3 separate regions of the Homo sapiens genome follow, and regions 2 and 3 are each linked to region 1. A link is an interaction called in ENCODE POLR2A ChIA-PET data of the cell type or tissue named here. Cell type or tissue: HepG2. All regions are shown on one strand. Each heading gives the region's core, and the rest is flanking DNA. Links, peaks and the distances in the headings are about the cores only.

What was found. Peaks named below come from ENCODE experiments on the same cell type or tissue, not always from the same donor. Only the 100,000 strongest peaks of a DNase experiment are listed, where the experiment ranks them.
Region 2: POLR2A ChIA-PET joins it to region 1 with 13 read pairs; 20 of 35 experiments call an interaction of 5 or more read pairs at or near these places.
Region 3: POLR2A ChIA-PET joins it to region 1 with 10 read pairs; 20 of 35 experiments call an interaction of 5 or more read pairs at or near these places.

The regions. Positions count from the first base shown.
Region 1 is chr17:48,793,335-48,799,674 of GRCh38, forward strand. It overlaps TTLL6 (tubulin tyrosine ligase like 6), which reads right to left. Exons shown (of 16, transcript NM_001130918.3): 6 at 6,270-6,340; 7 at 3,727-3,870; 8 at 2,727-2,812. Among named protein-coding and RNA genes, the nearest start is that of TTLL6, 21 kb to the right of the region's middle. In HepG2, for the core only: no CTCF peak of the experiment used is centred there; DNase peaks (open chromatin) are centred at 1,457 and 2,467.
Region 2 is chr17:48,869,287-48,875,062 of GRCh38, forward strand. LOC105371814 (a long non-coding RNA gene) reads right to left here. Exons shown (of 4, transcript NR_135674.1): 4 at 5,574-5,753. It also overlaps the pseudogene SUMO2P17. Among named protein-coding and RNA genes, the nearest start is that of ATP5MC1, 21 kb to the right of the region's middle. In HepG2, for the core only: no CTCF peak of the experiment used is centred there; a DNase peak (open chromatin) is centred at 2,565; H3K4me3 peaks cover 477 bases.
Region 3 is chr17:48,876,782-48,881,781 of GRCh38, forward strand. LOC105371814 (a long non-coding RNA gene) reads right to left here. Exons shown (of 4, transcript NR_135674.1): 3 at 2,483-2,564. LOC124900395 (small nucleolar RNA SNORA68) reads left to right here and starts at 4,059; the gene lies at 4,059-4,186. RefSeq lists an enhancer at 2,311-2,410. In HepG2, for the core only: CTCF peaks have their summits at 1,562 (motif pointing left) and 2,351 (motif pointing left); DNase peaks (open chromatin) are centred at 1,540 and 2,350; H3K27me3 peaks cover 859 bases.

The DNA.
Region 1 (6,340 bases), core at 1-5,000:
CCTCAAGGAGCAAAGTACAACTAGGGACAAAAGACAAATGTGCACTGGGCAAAGAATAGTTATGGGCGATGGCTGATGTTGACCATGAGGGTTGTAAAAATACAAAAAATTGGCCAAGCATGGTGGTGGGCGCCTGTAATCCCAGCTACTTGAGAGGCTGAGGCAAGAGAATCGCTTGAATCCGGGAGTCGAAACTTTTGCAGTGAGCCGGGATCGCGCCATTGCACTCCAGTCTGGGGTGACAAGAGCAAGATTCCGTCTCAAGAAAAAAAAAAAAAAAGACAGTGCCCTGTCCATGAAGTGGATGGCACGGGCAGCATGGCTTAGTGGGTAAGGGCACCAACTCGGGGGTCAGGCAGCCCTGGTTTCAATCCCAGCTTCCTAGCTGTGCGACCCAGGTAAGTTACTTAACTTTTTCACACCTCAGTTTCCTAATATGCAGAATAGGGATGATGATAATGCTGACTTCATAGTGTTGTTGTGAGGAGGATTAAGTGGGTTCAAGTATGTAAATTATCACTAGGAAAAGAAATGTCCAAGCTCTCCACCCCTGGAGATGAGAAGGTAGAGATGGGGAAGTTGGGCAGGGAGACCAATTTGGAGTGCTGCGGTGGAGGCAAGGAGAGAGAATACACCCATTCTGGGAAATGCTGAGTTGAAGACGTCCAGGTGGAACTGAGGAGAGATGGACCTGGAGCCCAAGGGAGACAGGCTGAGCCCAGCAAGGGCAGGCGGAGGCCACGGGGGCACACGGCTGCTCCAGGAGAGAGTGGATGGAGAAGTACAGTGGGGTGAGAGGGAGATGAACAGAGGAAGAGGACAGGGGAAATGGAAGAGGCAGAACAACACTTGAAGCCTTGCAACCTCACCTTAGTTCTGCTACCCCGAGACACCCCTCCATCACAGCCGAGGGCCCAGGGCCTGCTGTTGGGGTGCCAATTCTCATTGGAGGAGGAAAATGAGAACCTTTCCATTCTGTGCCCTTAGACTAAGGAAAAATGACAGTAACCACGCACACTGTCTGTGTTGCCATCACAAGTCATTTGAACCTCACAGAGACCCTGTGAGGTGGCAGGGCAGGGCAGGGAGTCTCATCACGTTCATCCTCCAGACCAAGAAGTGCAGGCTCAGAGAGATGAAGTAACTTGTCCAAGCCTAGTTGGCAAGTGTCGGAGCCGGGACTACAAACTAGACCTCCCAGAGTGCCACGCTCAGAACGCAGCAATGCAAGAGGCCCAGCTGATGCCCACAGCCCAGGTGGGGAGGAGAGGAGGAAGTCGCAGAGCTTCAGGCAGCACAGGTGGCTGACATCTTCTGGAAAAGGGGGAGACTGCCTCCCACCAGCCTTCCACATCCCCTTTAAGCAGCCTTAACTTAGCGATTTTCTGTGTGCTTTTTGGAATGCTGCCACTGAGGGGGTCATGAACTGTCACATGCCTCTCTGATGGTCTGAAGCCAAACTAATTGCCTGTTCAGAGGTCCTTTGAAGCCTGGTGCAGCGGAAAGAGAATGAGCTCTGGGGTCTAACAGACCTCGCTTCTCCACCCAGTCTAGCAGTCACAGCTGCGGGACCTGGGGCAACTCACGCAACCTCTGAGACTCAGTTTCCTCATCTGTAAGATGGAGATGGCACCTAACTCACAGTTCTCCACCTACAGAGGGCAGATAGTAATGCCTTTGCCATAGTGTTGCTGTGAAAAATTCAAGAATAGGCCGGGCGCGGTGGCTCACGCCTGTAATCCCAGCACTTTGGGAGGCTGAGGTGGGAAGATCACGAGGTGAAGAGATCATGACCATCCTGGCCAATATGCTGAAACCCTGTCTCTACTAAAAATACAAAACTTAGCGGAGTGTGGTGGCACATGCCTATAGTCTCAGCTACTTGGGAGGCTGAGGCAGGAGAATTGCTTTAACCCGGGAGGCAGAGGTTGCAGTGAGCCAAGATCGCACCACTGCACTCCAGCCTGGCGACAGAGCAAGACTCAGTCTCAAAAGAAAAAAAAAAAAAAGAAAAGAAAAGAAAAATTCAGCAATAAAAAATGCACAGAAAGCACCAAGCACAGACCCCAACACACATGAAGCCTCAGAAATACTTGCTCCTTTTCCCTTTCCTCCTTCACCTGGTCAAGTTCACATTCTTCAGTCCCCCGTTTTCTTAAAACTCAAATGAGACCCGATTAGACAATAACAGGAATGGAAAAGCCTCTCGTGAAGATACTCTCATGAACTGCTCTCAATTTCCCCCCTTCTGAGGAATCTTCAAGCCGGCTAGCCACATGTCAGGGCACTGTGACACATCATTTGAGAATCTCTAATGGAGCAACGTCCAGGGGAACATGGGCCAAGCAATGACTGCCTGGCAAGTCCTTCTCACGTGGCAGACTAGCGATCAATAAATATCTGTTGATTTGGAAATATCAGAAGGGCCAACTGTAATAAGGGTATGTTTTGGTGTGTGTATATATTCTGCTGGGGAAACAGCTCATGTTTATCTCTCCTCCTCCCAGCCTCCCAGGGTTTACGATGGGGCCTTCTTTTAATGATTAACAGCCAAGAGGGCAGAGATGAAGGAATTTGTTCTGGGTTGCGAGGCAAAGGAGTATATTCTCAGACCATGTGACCCAAGATGGAAACACTGATGGGGACTAACAGGGTTTGGGTAGAATCCCAGAAAGCAGTTCTGAGGTTGGTAGGGAAAGGAAAGAAAAATGAAGCCTCTTCCTTACCTCTTACTGCCAGAGTGTGCATCTCGACTGAAATTTGAACTGTGCTTATTAATGGAATAATTAGTCAGGTGCATGCAGATATCATCCTGGGGAAAAAGACACACATCTGTCGGGTCAGCTCGGAAGGGCAGGCCCCCTGCTTCCTCTCTGTGCCCTCCCATGGCCCCTGGGGCTTGAAGGGATGGAAAGAAAGGGAAGTTTTAGGGCTTATTTAGTGTGGCAAAATACAGGAAGTAAGAAGGGGTGTCCTGCAGCCTCGAGCCTAAGAAACTCCAATTCTGCTGGGCGTGGTGGCTCATGCCTGTAATCCCAGCACTCTGGGAGGCTGAGGCAGGCAGATCACGAGGTCAGGAGTTCAAGACCAGCCTGACCAACATGGTGAAATCCCATCTCTACTGAAAATACAAAAATTAGCCGGGGATGTGGTGCACACCTGTAATCCCAGCTACTTAGGAGGCTAAGGTAAGAGACTCGCTTGAACCCAGGAGGCAGAGGTTGCAATGAGCCGAGATCATGCCACTGCACTCCAGCCTAGGCGACAAAGCGAGACTCCATCTCAAAAAAAAAAAAAAGAAACTCCAGTTCTTTCTGAGATTGGGTGGTGCCCAGCCTGAGAAAAACTTCAGGAGTCCTGGGGGTCCAGGAAAGGTGGGGATGGCAGGGTTGCTCATCCACGGCCTTTTCTCCTTGATTACCCCTGAACTGTGGTTCTGGCTTTGGAGTCAGGCAGACCTGGCCACAAGCCCCAGACTCACCTCTTCCTAGCTGTGTGACCTTGGACAAGTCCCTTATGCTCTGGGTTTTAATCTCGTCATCTGTAAAATGGGGATAATAATCCCTCTCTCTGAGGGATCCTGGCAGCGCTAAATGAAACCCGGCACATAGCAAGTGCTCAACAAATGACACTCACAATGTCTTGAGGATGTGGATTTAACTAGAATTTTTTTTTTTTTAATCACGCTATGGGGGTAGGGTGAGGTAGTGTGTCTCCTTAGCTCACCAGGTTGTCTGTGCAAGGGCGGGAGTAAGAGGTCGTCGCAAAGCGGGCCAGTCCTTCATTGTACACAAAAATCCTGAGAGGGTCACAGGATGTCACCAGTACATAAATCCGTAGGTCAAACTTAAACCCATCAATGATAAAGGGCTGGAAGGAGAGAACAGAAGTCAGACATGCATTAGAGGAGAAATTTACACTTGAAAATCACTAGCTCCCGCCTTGTTTCCATGGAGTTGGCTCCAACATTGCCTAGTGTTGTGGAGGGCAGGCTTGTCCAGGGTCAGAGAGAGGAACAAGGAGACTTGGGCTCTGTGTCCCAACATGTGACCCTGTGGAGGTCACTAAACCACACTGTGCCTTGGTTTCCTGATCTGTCAAGTGACACAAGTAACCACCTCTAAGAGGCACCTTGGCAACTAAACAAAGTAACATTAAAAAGTCCTCTGAAGCCAGGCGTGGTGGCTCATGCCTGTAACTCTAGCACTTTGGGAGTCTGAGGCGGATGGATGATCTGAGGTCAGGAGTTCGAGACCAGCCTGGCCAACATGGCAAAACCCCGTCTGTACTAAAAATACAAAAATTTGCCAGGCGCGGTGGTGGGCCCCTGTAATCCCAGCTACTCAGGAGGCTGAGGCAGGAGAATCACTTGAGCCCCGGGGGGCAGAAATTGCAGCAAGCCAAGTTCACGCCACTTCACTCCAGCCTGGGCGAAAGAGCAAAACTCCATCTCAAAAAAAAAAAAAAAAAAAAAAAGTCCTCTGATGGGCCAGGTGCAGTGGTTTATGTCTATAATCCCAATACTTTGGGAGGCCGAAGAGGGAGGATTGCTTGACCTCAGGAGTTCAAGACCAGCCTGGGCAACAAAGTGAGACCTTTTCTCTACTAAAATTCAAAAAAAGAATTAGCCAAGTGTGGTGGTGTATGCCTGAAGTCTTAGCTACTCAGGAGGCTGAGGTGGAAGGATTGCTCAAGCCTAGGAGGTCGAGGCTGCAGTGAACCCTGATCACACCGCTGCACTCCAGCCTGGGTGACAGAGTGAGACCCTGTCTCAAAAAAAATAAATAGATAAAAATTCTTTGATAGGCCAGGTGCAGTGGCTCACACTGGGAATCCCAGCACATTGTGAGGCCGAGGCAGGAGGATCTGTTGAGGCTAGGGGTTTAAGACCAGCCTCAGCAACATAGAGACTCTACCTCTACAAAGAAATTTTTTTTTAATAAAAAATTAGTCTGGGCACAAGGGTTCACACCTGTAATCCCAGCACTTTTGGAGGCCAAGTCAGGCAGATCACTTGAGGTCAGGAGTTTGAGGCCAGCTTGGTTAACATAGTGAAACCCCGTCTCTACTAAAAATACAAAAATTAGCCGGGTGTGCTGGTGGGTGCCTGTAATCCCAGCTACTTGGGAGGCTAAGGCAGGAGAATCACTTGAACCTGAGAGGCAGAGATTGCAGTGAGCCGAGATTGCACCACTGCACTCCAGCCTGAGCAACAGAGTGAGGCTCTGTCTCAAAAAAAATAACAATTACAAATTAGCCAGATGTGGTGGCATGTGCCTGTAATCCTAGCTCTACTGGGGAGGCTGAGGTGGGAGGATTGCATGAACTCACGAGTTTGAGGTTGCAATGAGCTATGATTGTGCCACTGCGCTCCAGCCAGAGTGACAGAGCAAGACCCTATCTCTAAAGAAATAAAAATAAAATAAAGTATTTTGATGAATGGACATATTGTCACCATTCGGGACTACATATTGTTGCAGTTCTTTTTTTTTTTTTTTTTTTTTGAGACAGGGTCTCCAGGGTCTCACCCTGTTGCCCAGGCTGGAATGCAGTGGCACAATCTTGGCTCATTGCAACCTCCACTTCCCGGGCTCAAGCAATTCTCCAGCCTCAGCCTCTAGAGTAGCTGGGACTACAGGCATGTGCCACCACGCCTGGCTAATTTTTGTAGAGAAAGGGTTTCGTCATGTTTCCCAGGCTGGTCTGAAACTCCTGAGCTCAAAGCAATCCACCCACCTCGGCCTCCCAAAATGCTGGGATTATAGGCGTGAGCCACTTTGCCCAGCCAATGCATAGTTGCAGTTCTACAAGAGTTCTCCCTGCAATGTTGTCCCCTGGCCATTTCTTCCCAGAGAGATCAGTGTGTCCCCCTCTGTCCACACTCCTAGAGGGCTCCCTCCCCACAGTGGGCTGTGACCTATGACCTCAAGTCAAAGAGAAAAGCTGATTGCTCTCCAGCATCATGCCCCTTTCCCACATGAGGGCTTCCCCAAACCAAAGGTGCTCTCCTAGCCCTAATGTGTTACAGGAAAAGGGCCAGCCTGGCAGGGCCAGACCAATTGACAAGGGTAAAAGGATAACAGACACTCTGGCCCGGGCACGTGTCAGCACCCCGGTCAGAACGTTTGGTCTGACAAAGTGCAAGGCAGAAGCCAGGTCAGCTCCACCTCCACCTTCACCCTCCATCCCCTCATTTCACATTCTGTCCAGTGGAGCTAAAGTCCGCGGTTGCTGTGGGTGATAAATAAATAATCACAATGAGGAAGTACCTTTGAAATATACAGCTGACAGATCATATCCTCCCCTGGTTTGATTTCTTTCACTGTCCGGGTGATGAATA
Region 2 (5,776 bases), core at 1-5,000, 76 kb after region 1:
AACATTTATTGAGCACCCACAGTGTGCAGAGCTAGTATCAGACCAGGATTTGAAAAGTAAAAAGTTCTTCCCCTGAGGGATCTGCAAGATTAATGAAGTCTCTGCCCTCAGGGAGCTGGGAAACTGCTGGGGGAAAAAGTCTTCGGTTTCAGGGCTCTCCCAGTCAGATGGGGAAAGGAGAAAACCACCCAGAAAAGCAATGTAAAGATACTCACAGCACTACACTCTGACCAACTGAGCTAACCGGTTGGCAGCCCTAAGGACTCTTAAAAGATAAGGGAAGTCATCCTGCAAATTAAGGACTTGGCAGCTGTGGGACCTCAGTGTTAATTAAAGGTGTTTTGAAAGCCCAAGTTAAGGATGTTAGAGAAGTGTGCTTTGGAAGAGGCAGAGAGACAGAGATGGCAGACAGACACGGGGAATGTATTCTGAGGTTCTCTGCAAAGGCAGAAGGAGAAGCAGTACCAGAATGCGAAGGACTGGTAAGCAAAAATACTAGAACATAAAAAGAAATCAGTTTCTGTCCTGAAAGACACCACAACCTAGTTGAGCCACATTAACAAGCTTATTTGCGCTAACAAGGGGTAGGGTAAGGGTGGGGAAGGATTGTGTTATGAGGATATAGGAGTGGCTCAGAATCCCAGGTTGCAAGTCTCCCAGCACTGTACTCGGCCATAGTTCTTAAACCGCATGTGAATCTATAATTATCTCAAAGAGCATGTTGAGATGAGGGAATTGCAACCATGTGTGAGGTGAGGGTATAGTGTTCTAGTGTGTCATAGTGAGAGACAAGGCTCCATCCCGAGGCTGTAGGGGACAGTCCATTCTTTCAGTGGTTGTTGGTGTCCCTTGACTTGTGGCATCACTCCAAAACCTGCTTCCATGGCCACAGTGCCTCCTTCCTATGCCGCCGCCTCTCCTCAGTGTGTGTGCTCTGTGTGCCCTCTTATAAGGACATATGTCATTGGATTTAGGGCCCAGTTGGCTAATCCAGGATAAGTCTTTTCTTCAAGATCCTTAATCACCTTTTGTCATATAAGGCATTACTTGTTCAGTATGTAAAGGGTATGAGAAGCCTGTGCAATGTGGCAAGACTCCTATCTACAAAAAAAGAAAAAGCCAGGCTTGGTGGCATGTGTGGACATCTCTTTTTGGGTGGGAGGGCACCATTCAACCCACTACAGAAAGGTAGGGGCAGATAAATGATTACTAGGATTCTGACCCAGCCAATCAAGATAGAACACACAGAAGAAACAGCAGCCTTCAGGGCTTGAACTTCAGGGAGGGAAGTTCAAGTTTTAACTGAATTTGAGGGTCTTGTGAGGATACTCAGTAGGCAATGGGATAAATGTTTCAGCAAAGAGCTGGGTTGGAGCTGCAGGTTATTCCTGACATGAGTGGCATAGCTGAAACCAAGGGAGTGGACGAGCAAATCTGGAGAGAAAAGATAGGGCAGGCTGAGGACAGACCCTGAATAATGCTAACTTTAGGAGTCAGGCAGGGGACCAGAAGCCATCCATGAAGGGAAGAAAAACCAGGAGAAAATGGGAAGGCTGAAAGCCAAGCAAGGAAATAGTTTCAGAAAATGAGTTCAATAGTGTCAAATACTAGTAGGGTAGGACTGGAAAGAAACCTTTGATTTTAGGAACTTAATGTTGACAGGCAGATAAGCTTTTTTCTCTCTTTAAAAAAATTTATTCTCATTAAAGAACACTTGAAATGCATGAAGTACAAAAGTATAGTTACATCAACCAAACACAATTATTAGCATTTCCATCCATTTTTTAAAACATTGTTTTCAGTCAGGGTTTCACTCTGTCACCCAGGCTAGAGTGCAGTGACACGATACTTCACTGCAACCTTCACTTCCTGGGCTCAAGTGATCCTCCCACCTCAGCCTCGGAGTAGCTGGGACTGCAGGCATATACCACCACGACCCAGTACATCTAGTTGTTTCTATATATAGGTGAGCTTGTGAGTTTTTTTGGGTTTTGAGATGGTATCTCACTCTATCTCACCCAGGCAGGAGTGGTGTGATCATGGCTCACTGCAGCCTCGACCTCCTGGGCTCAAGCAGTCCTCCTCCCTCAGCCTCCTGAGTAACTGGGACTGCAGGCACATGCCATGACACCTGGCTAATTTTTTTTTAAAAATTTTTGTAGAGACAGGGTCTTGCTATGTGGCCCAAGCTGGGCTTGAACTGGCCTCAAGTGATCCTCCTGCCTTGGCTTCCCATAGTGCTGGAATTATAAGTGTGAGCCACCATGCCTGGCCTAGGTGAGTGTTCTTTTTTTTTTTTTTAACACAAACAGAACTAGGTGAGCCTTCAAGGAAAGAAAAAAGACTGTGTGCATGTGTGCGTGCATGCCCGTGAATGCCTGCCTTGATTTCCAACACACGCGTCCTCCTTTAAATCCTCCCTGAGCTGGAGACTGACTTGTGGGCCCTGGGAGAGTGTGTGGGAGTGTGGAGAGTGACCTTTGGACCTGGGTACTTTCCGGCCCCTCCTCCCATGGAAGTTGCTGCACTGATTTGGCCTGTGCAAACACCAGGCACTTTTCGCTGGGTCAATATTTCACATCCGTTGTCAGGGTCTAATCCATCTTCAACATCTGTTCCCTGGGATGTTGTGCACTGCTCTGCCACCTATGACCCCTCATGGTCTTTGTCCCCAGAAGAGGATCTCTACAAGGTCCCCAGGGCTTTCTCCAGCTTGAGGCTGCTCGGTTCTTCTCTTTTTTTCCTCTTTAAACCCTCTCACCTTTGCCTGAGCCAATAATCTCCCTCAAATTACAGGGAGAAGCCCCTTCTGTCTGGAAGCCTTCCCTGGCTCCAGAACACAGGGACGTGGTAGCTGCTGTTGTGTAGAATTCAGCAAACCTCACCTGCCAGTGGGTCCAGAACACGTTCTGACCCAGTGTCCTGCTTGCCACCTTGTACTTCCTGACTGCTGCTTCCTGCTGTGAGCCTGCTGGAGCCCTGGGGACACACATTTACTTGAATAACATCTCAAAATAGACTGGGAAGACAAAATGTACTACAAGGGGCCAGGCACCGTGGCTCATGCCTGTAATCCTAGCACTTTGAGGGGCTGAAGCAGGCGGATTGCCTGAACTCAGGAGTTCAAGACCAGCCTGGGCAACAGGGTGAAACCCCATCTCTACTAAAATACAAAAAATTAGCTGGGCGAGGTGGTGGGTGCCTGTAGTCCCAGCTACTCAGGTGGCTGAGGCAGGAGAATTGCTTGAACCAGGAGGTGGAGTTTGCAGTGAGCCAAGATCATGCCAAGGCACTCCAGCCTGGGCGACAGAGCAAGACTCCATCTCCAAAACAAACAAACAAACAAGAACCCAAAATATACTACAAGGTGTAACTAGAAATTGTTTTCAAGATTGGTGCTTTTGCACCATTGATTAGACGAGGCAACCAAGTGCATTTATTTTGATGCATGCCTGTCTTGTTCCTCTAATCAACTCCCAAGAACAGGGACAGACTGGGCATGGTGGCTCATGCCTGTAATCCCAGCACTTTGGGAGGCCGAGGCGGGCAGATCACCTGAGGTCAAGGGATCGAGACCAGCCTGACCAACATGGTGAAATCCCGTTTCTATTAAAAATACAAAAATTAGCTGGGCGTGGTCGTGGGTGCCTGTAATCCCAGCTACTTGGGAGGCTGAGGCACGAGAATCACTTGAACCCGGGAAGTGGAGGTTACAGTGAACCGAGATTGCACCACTGCGCTCCAGCCTGGGATACAGAGCAAGACTCGTCTAAAAAAAAAAAAGAAGAAGAAGAAGAACAGGGACAGATTTCTGTTCATTCTCCTCAGTGCAAATCTCTGGCCCCAGCTTTCCTCATCATTATTCAAACCCAACATATATTCGGCATTTACTATAAGCAAGTGCTGTTATTAAGCCCATTTATAGATGAGGGAGCCAAGGCTTAGCAAGGATAAAGACTTGAAGGCCGCACAGCTGCAGAAGGTCAGGCTGGACCAGGGTTTATGTTGTTAACACTAAATTGTTTGGAGAAACAGCAAACCCAGCTGTGGGGGAATGGGAGGGGTGGGTGTGGAGCCTGAGGCTAACTTCCTCCCACCCAGCCATTCTGTCCTCTCTGCAATAAAATTCATAGTCCAGGAAATTCCCTGCAAGTGACAATGACTCTTAAACTTTCCTGAAGATAAGAATTGCTGGGCCAGAGCCTCCTTCACTGCTTGCCATCCCTTCAGCTGATGGTCAGTAACTCTTTCTTTGCCAGTAGCCTGCCTGGCCTTCCAGTTTACCAGAGAGGCCCTGGTGATGAACCAGGCCCACCTCCCATCTTCCGGAACCCATCCCTGCCACCTCACCCAACCCCACCCTCCTTCCCTCTTTCACTCTGGGAGTTTTTGCAGTTCATCTGCTCAGCCAAAGAGAAGTAACTGCTAATGTTAAGCCGAAATTTGGGTCAGGCCAGGAGGCACCTTTAAAATAAAAAATTTACTCGGGTACAGGAAACAGCTATAAATGATCTTGGAAATGCAGGCACTCCATCTGGTTACACACTCCAGGCAATGCCCAACAGAGCATCTGAAGGGGCCTTGCTTATCAACTGTCATGGATTCAGGAAGCCAAACAGACCTGCCTGTTACCAAGGTGTCTCCTGCAGGCCCCTGCCTCCAGAAATGACCACCCCTGAGATGAAAACTTCTCTTGGGAAGAAACTGAGAAGGAGCTTTTAACAATTTGCTCAGGGCTTCCCACTCTTTGTTGCTGGGACATTCTTTCTGTAGCCAGCTTCAGTCCCTGTTAACACATAGTGAACAACAGTATTATTTTTGTTGTGTTCCACATCTGCCGTGTATAATCTCCTTTTATTTTTTTCTGAGTTAACTTTGTTTTCTTTTTTCTTTGTTTTTTTTTTTTGTTTGTTTGTTTTTCTGCTGACTACCTACTTATCTGTCATAACTTTGTTTTTATTGTGGTAAGAACACAATGTGAGATCTAGCTTCTTTTTTTTTTTTTCATTTTAAACAAGAAGTTTATTTAAACAACAAGACGCTTGACTTGAAGGGAAAACTATGTAGGATTCTTTTTTGTTTTAGAGTAATTTATCCTTACTTAAAGACAGATTACCCTACATGTAACAGCTACGTACAAAAAAGTTATAAAATTGTCCTTGGTTTTACAATGATAAATGAAAAACATTAAAATTCTCCAATTGAACAAGGTATGCAAGGATTTTTATGTTGTTGTTGTTGTTTTGTTGTTGTTGTTAAAACAGTGAGAGCAAAATAACTTACTGGAATATAAAGATAGGAGCTGAATGAGCATGCCACTAATGGAGAAAGGGGGTATTTTCACAGAATCAGTATTTTTCCCCATCCCGTCTCCCCTTGATGTCAGTCAAAACATACCATTGGCTGTTTAGTTAAAAAAAAAAAATGCAATATGCTTGTGCACATATACCAGTTACTTTACGTACAATAAAGGAATGGGGAAGGGGGAAATGAAAGAACAGAGAAAACTATACGGTAGTAGTCAGGATGTGGTGGAACCAAATTGCAGTTTTCTAATTGAGAATGTAATCTTGGTCTTTAAAGAACAGAGTTCTGGAGTAAAGAAGCAGGTTCCCTTTTCAGTAGACACCTCCCGTCTGCTGTTGGAACACATCAATTGTATCTTCATCCTCCATTTCCAACTGTGCAGGTGTGTCTGTTTCATTGACTGGTTGCCCGTCGAATGGGAATCTGATCTACCTCATTGACAATCCCTGTTGTTCACAATAGGCTTTCA
Region 3 (5,000 bases), core at 1-5,000, 83 kb after region 1:
CATGGAACGTTCCCTTTCCATCACTTAATTCAATCTCTGATGAAGTCCACACCAGTCATTCCCCCTGCACAGCCATCTTGCTCATATCCTTCTCAACAAAGTGGCTCCTAACCCTATCTGGAGGACTAGATAGCCATTCTGGCAGAACAGTGGCCCTAGTCACAAGGGAAAAAGGAACCCCTGTTTGCAAAGCAGCTGTATTTGCTAAGTAAGACACTTTGACAGGCTGAGCATGGCCTGTAATCCCAGCACTTTGGGAGGCCAAGGCGGGCAGATCACTTGAGGTCAGGAGTTCGAGGCCAGCCTGGCCAACATGGTGAAACCCCAGCTCTATTAAAAATACAATAATTCGCTGGGTGTGGTGGCAAGTGCTTGTAATCTCAGCTACTCAGGAAGCTGAGACAGGAGAATTGCTTGAACCTGGGAGGCTGAGGTTGCAGTGAGCCAAGATCACACCACTGCACTCCAGCCTGTGCAACAAAGTGAGACGCCATTTCTTAAAAAAAAAAAAAAAGGACACTGACAAAATGCCTTTTAAGGAAATGATATTTGGGGAGATATGCTGTCAGTAGTTTCGATAGGAACTCAGCATTGAGTTCCTACTGAGGAAACAGCAGAGAACATCTGTGAACATCTGTGGTTGGGTTCTCCTTCATGTTTCACCTCTTTCACATACCTCACATACCCCTGCATCCATCCTGCCCATCCTCTATTCCATTTGTCCTGTCATTTTTGACCCCGAGTTTTGACAACCCCAAACCTTGTCCCTCCATAAAGTAGACAGGCTAGTAGGTCATCATGGTGAAGAGCCCAGACTCTGGAACTAGACTGTCTGGTGGCAACTTTAGACAAGTCACTCAACCGCTCTTGGCTTTGGTTTCCCCATTTGTAAAATGGCATTGACAATTATAGTCTCTGCTACAGCTAGATGAGTTAAAATGGGTAGAGCATTTAGAGCAGCGCCTGACACACGCTGATTGTAAGCACTCAATACGTGTTCTTCCCTGCCACCTGATTAACAGCTTTGTGAAATTGGGCAGGTCACTCTGAAAGAGGGTATGATTATGATGTAGTGATTAAGAGCACTAGGTTTGACATCAGATGCCCTTGAATCTTGACTTTTTTTTTTTTCTGGAGACAGGCTCTCATTCTGTCACCTAGGCTGGAGTACAGTGGTGCAATCTCGGCTCACTGCAGCCTCAATCTCCCAGGCTTAAGTGATCCTCCCACCTTCAGCCTCCTGAGTAGCCAGGACTACAGGCATGCGTACACGACACTTGGTTCTGTTCTTGTCTCCTGTCCATTCCACCCCCGAGCCAGCAGTCCCAGGAGACAGCCTCTTCCTATTCAGTATCTCCCCCATGTAGGAGCTTAAGTAAATGAAATACCACCACCCCTCTCCCATCTTACCTTGAGATTAGGAAAGACTGTGGTTGAGGGCAGCCTGTGTTACTGAATGTTATCTTCGTGGGCTTGGCTCCAGAGCCCTCAGCAGGAAGAGGGACTGGACCTGCAGCCTCAGACTCAGCACTGGGACTTATAATGAACAGAGTCCTGAGCCCTCTGGTGGGGAGTATTGGGTTCCATTCTGCTTGCTCCTTGCAGGGCCTTTCCAAGAAGTCAAGGGCCCTTGACACTTTAAGGAGTGCCCACATCATGTCAAAAATATTAAAATGCACTGACATCCCACAGAATTTTTTTTTTCTTTTTGAGATGGAGTTTCGCTCTTGTCGCCCAGGCTGGAGTGCCACCACGCCTGGCTAATTTTTGTATTTTTATTAGAGATGGGGTTTCCCCATGTTGGTCAGTCTGGTCTCAAACTCCTGACCTCTGGTGATCCGCTCACCTCAGCCTCCCAAAGTGCTGGGATTACAGGCGTGAGCCACCATGCCCTGCCTGAAATGTGGTTTATACATAAACTATATATACAAACTGAGTTGAGTTGCAGTTGGTTGAGATTTTGTTTTGTAGCCATTTATTTCAATATTTATCCAATGCCATTTTGCAACTGTCTTTTTTATTTTGAAAACAATAACTTTTTTCCAGGTTTCAATAATAAGCCCTAGCTCCTAAGCCATTGTGTCTAAGGGATGGGCCAGCAGTCCCTCCAGTGCTTAGGCTGACTTGGTTGGATTCCCTGGTCCCAGAGCTTGTCAACTCCAGAGCCCATGTGAACCATGCCCACCCTATCTATCTATTCATCCACCCATCCATCCATCCGTTCGTTCATTCGTCCATCTGTCCATCCTTCCATCCATCTATCCACCCACCCATATCTATCTGAGCTGTCTATGGTAGAAAAAAAGCAACTTGGGCGGAGGCTAGAGAAGACAAGCATGGTGTGAGACTGCCCTCTAGAGATTGCTACAGGAAAGTGCAGGTGGGGAGCTCCCTCTTTCAGGATAAGATCAACCCCACCACTCGTTCACTCATTCACATTTATTGAGCGAGTACCTACCTATACCCGGCACCGTGTACTTACCTGTTCTGGGAACAAAAGACAAATACAAAGAGAAACACCACACGTCCCTGTTCTCCAGGAGGTCACCATGTTGTAGCAGTGACTGCAAACACATAAACAAATGATTACTGTTCTGTGCAATGACTACTGGAGTAGATGTGCACCAAGTTCTATGGGAGCACTGAAGGCAAGGAAATAAGTCTGGGGCAATAGGGGAGGTCATCACAGGGAAGGTGGCATTCAAGATGGGCCTTGAAGGATGTGTAGAAGTTTGCCATGTAGTGCTGGGGAGGAAAGGCATTCGGGGCAGAAGGAATGGCAGTGTAGAAATGCAGGCTTGTTGAGGGCCAGCAAGAGGTGTGGCAAAGCTGGAGCATGCATAGTACCGAACAGTCAAGACCCAGCTAGAGAGGCAGGTGGGACCAGATAGTGAAACTCCCACTCAAAAAACAGGAAGTGAGCCAGGTGTGGTGGTGCTCACCTGTACTCCCAGCTACTCGGGAGGCTGAGATGGAAGGACTGCTTGAGCTCAGGAGTTTGAGGCTGCAGTGAGCTATGATCACACCTGTGAATAGCCATTGCACTCCAACCTGGGCAACATAGTGAGACCCTGTCTCTTAAAAAAAAAAACAGAAAACAGGCCATGCCCAGTGGTTCATGCCTGTAATCCCAGCACTTTGGGAGGCCAAGGCAGGAGGATCACTTGAGGCCAGGAGTTCAAGACCAGCCTGGGCAACATAGCGAGACTGCATCTTTACAAAAAAAAAACAAACATTAGCAGGTCATGGTGGCATGAGCCTGTAGTCCCAGCTACTTGAGAGGCTGAGGTGTGAAGACCACTTGAACCCAGGACGTGAAGGCTGCAGTGAGCCATGATCGCACCACTGCACTCCAGCCTGGGTGAGAGAGAGAGAGAGACTCCGTCTCAAAAATAAAACAAAGCCGGGTGCGGTGGCTTATGCCAGCACTTGGGGAGGGTGAGGCGGGCAGATCACCTGAGGTCAGGAGTTTGATACCAGCCTGGCCAACATGACAAAACCCCATCTCTAATAAAAATCCAAAAAATAGGCCAGGCGCGGTGGCTCACGCCTGTAATCTCAGCACTTTGGGAGGCCGAGGCGGGTGGATCATGAGGTCAGGAGATCGAGACCATCCTGGCTAACACGATGAAACCCCGTCTCTACTAAAAAATACAAAAAAAATTAGCCAGGTGTGGTGGCGAGTACCTGTAATCCCAGCTACTGAGGAGGCTGAGGCAGGAGAATGGTGTGAACCCGGGAGGCAGAGCTTGCAGTGAGCCGAGATTGCGCCACTGCACTCCAGCCTGTGCCACAGAGCAAGACTCCATCTCAAAAAAAAAAATTAAAAAAAAAAAATAGCCCAGTGTGCTGATGGGCACCTGAAATACCAGCTACTCAGGATGCTGAGGCAGGAGAATAGCTTGAACCTGGGAGGCGAAGGTTGCAGTGAGCCGAGATCACATGCTATTATTGCACTCCAGCCTGGGCGACAGAGTGAGACTCCGTCTCAAAAAATAAAAACTAAAAAGCAAAAAATAAAATATATAAAACAAAAAAACAAAACAAAAGTAGGACATGTCGCACTTAAACTTAAGACTCTTTTTCTTGCAGCAGTGGTTTAAACAGAGGAACAAACAGGAAGATCTTGTCGCCTTTGAGGGGCTGTGGTTGGGCCCCTCAAAGTGACTTTGGAGGTTCTACGCCACTCATGGTCACCCAGTCCCCCAGTTAATCCCAAGTGGGAGCTCCCAAGCAATTGCTGTGCCTGACAGAATGTGCCAGGTACTTGATATGAGGTTTGTCAAATGCCCAGATCCCAGTGATTGCAGTCACCCTGCCCTCTCCCGTTTTCTGCAGACCGAGACGCGGGCACCCAGCACCGCACCTGGGCCCACTTCATCCAGATCATGAAGGTGGAGGAGACTGCAGCCAGCAAGTGCAACTGGCCAGCAGTCACACAGCTCCATGACTCCAAGGTTGAGTTCCTGCTGCCTCACTGGGTCCTCTGTGGCCAGCAACAAGCCACGTGTCACCACCAAGAGGCCCGACATCTTACAGGTGAAGGGCCCTCTCACCCTGGGTGTGACCAAATAAACTCCTCAAGAACACCAAACCAAACAAAACAGGACGTGATGCTCTGACCAGAACTCTGTGCCAAACAAGAGGGAGGCCTGACCCAGCCATTCAGAGAATCAGGCATATCCAGGACCAGGATCTCAGACACTGAGACACAGTACCTGCCTCTCAGGTGGTCTCAGCTGAAGACATTAGTGCTGAGATGATGAGGCCAGGGTGGGTGGGGAACTTTCAGGTGGGAGTACAGGTGAGACAAGGGAGCAGAGCATGCTAAGAGGAGCCAGGAGAGCTTCCAGAACACCTGTGGCTCTCCTATCTCCCTAACAATTCCTGCTTCACTCGAGTTTCCTTCCTGGACAGGAATCCTGTCTTCACCATCAACTGGCTGCGAGACCTTGAGAAAGTCACTTAATGATGCACTGGCTGGGTGAGGTGACTCACGC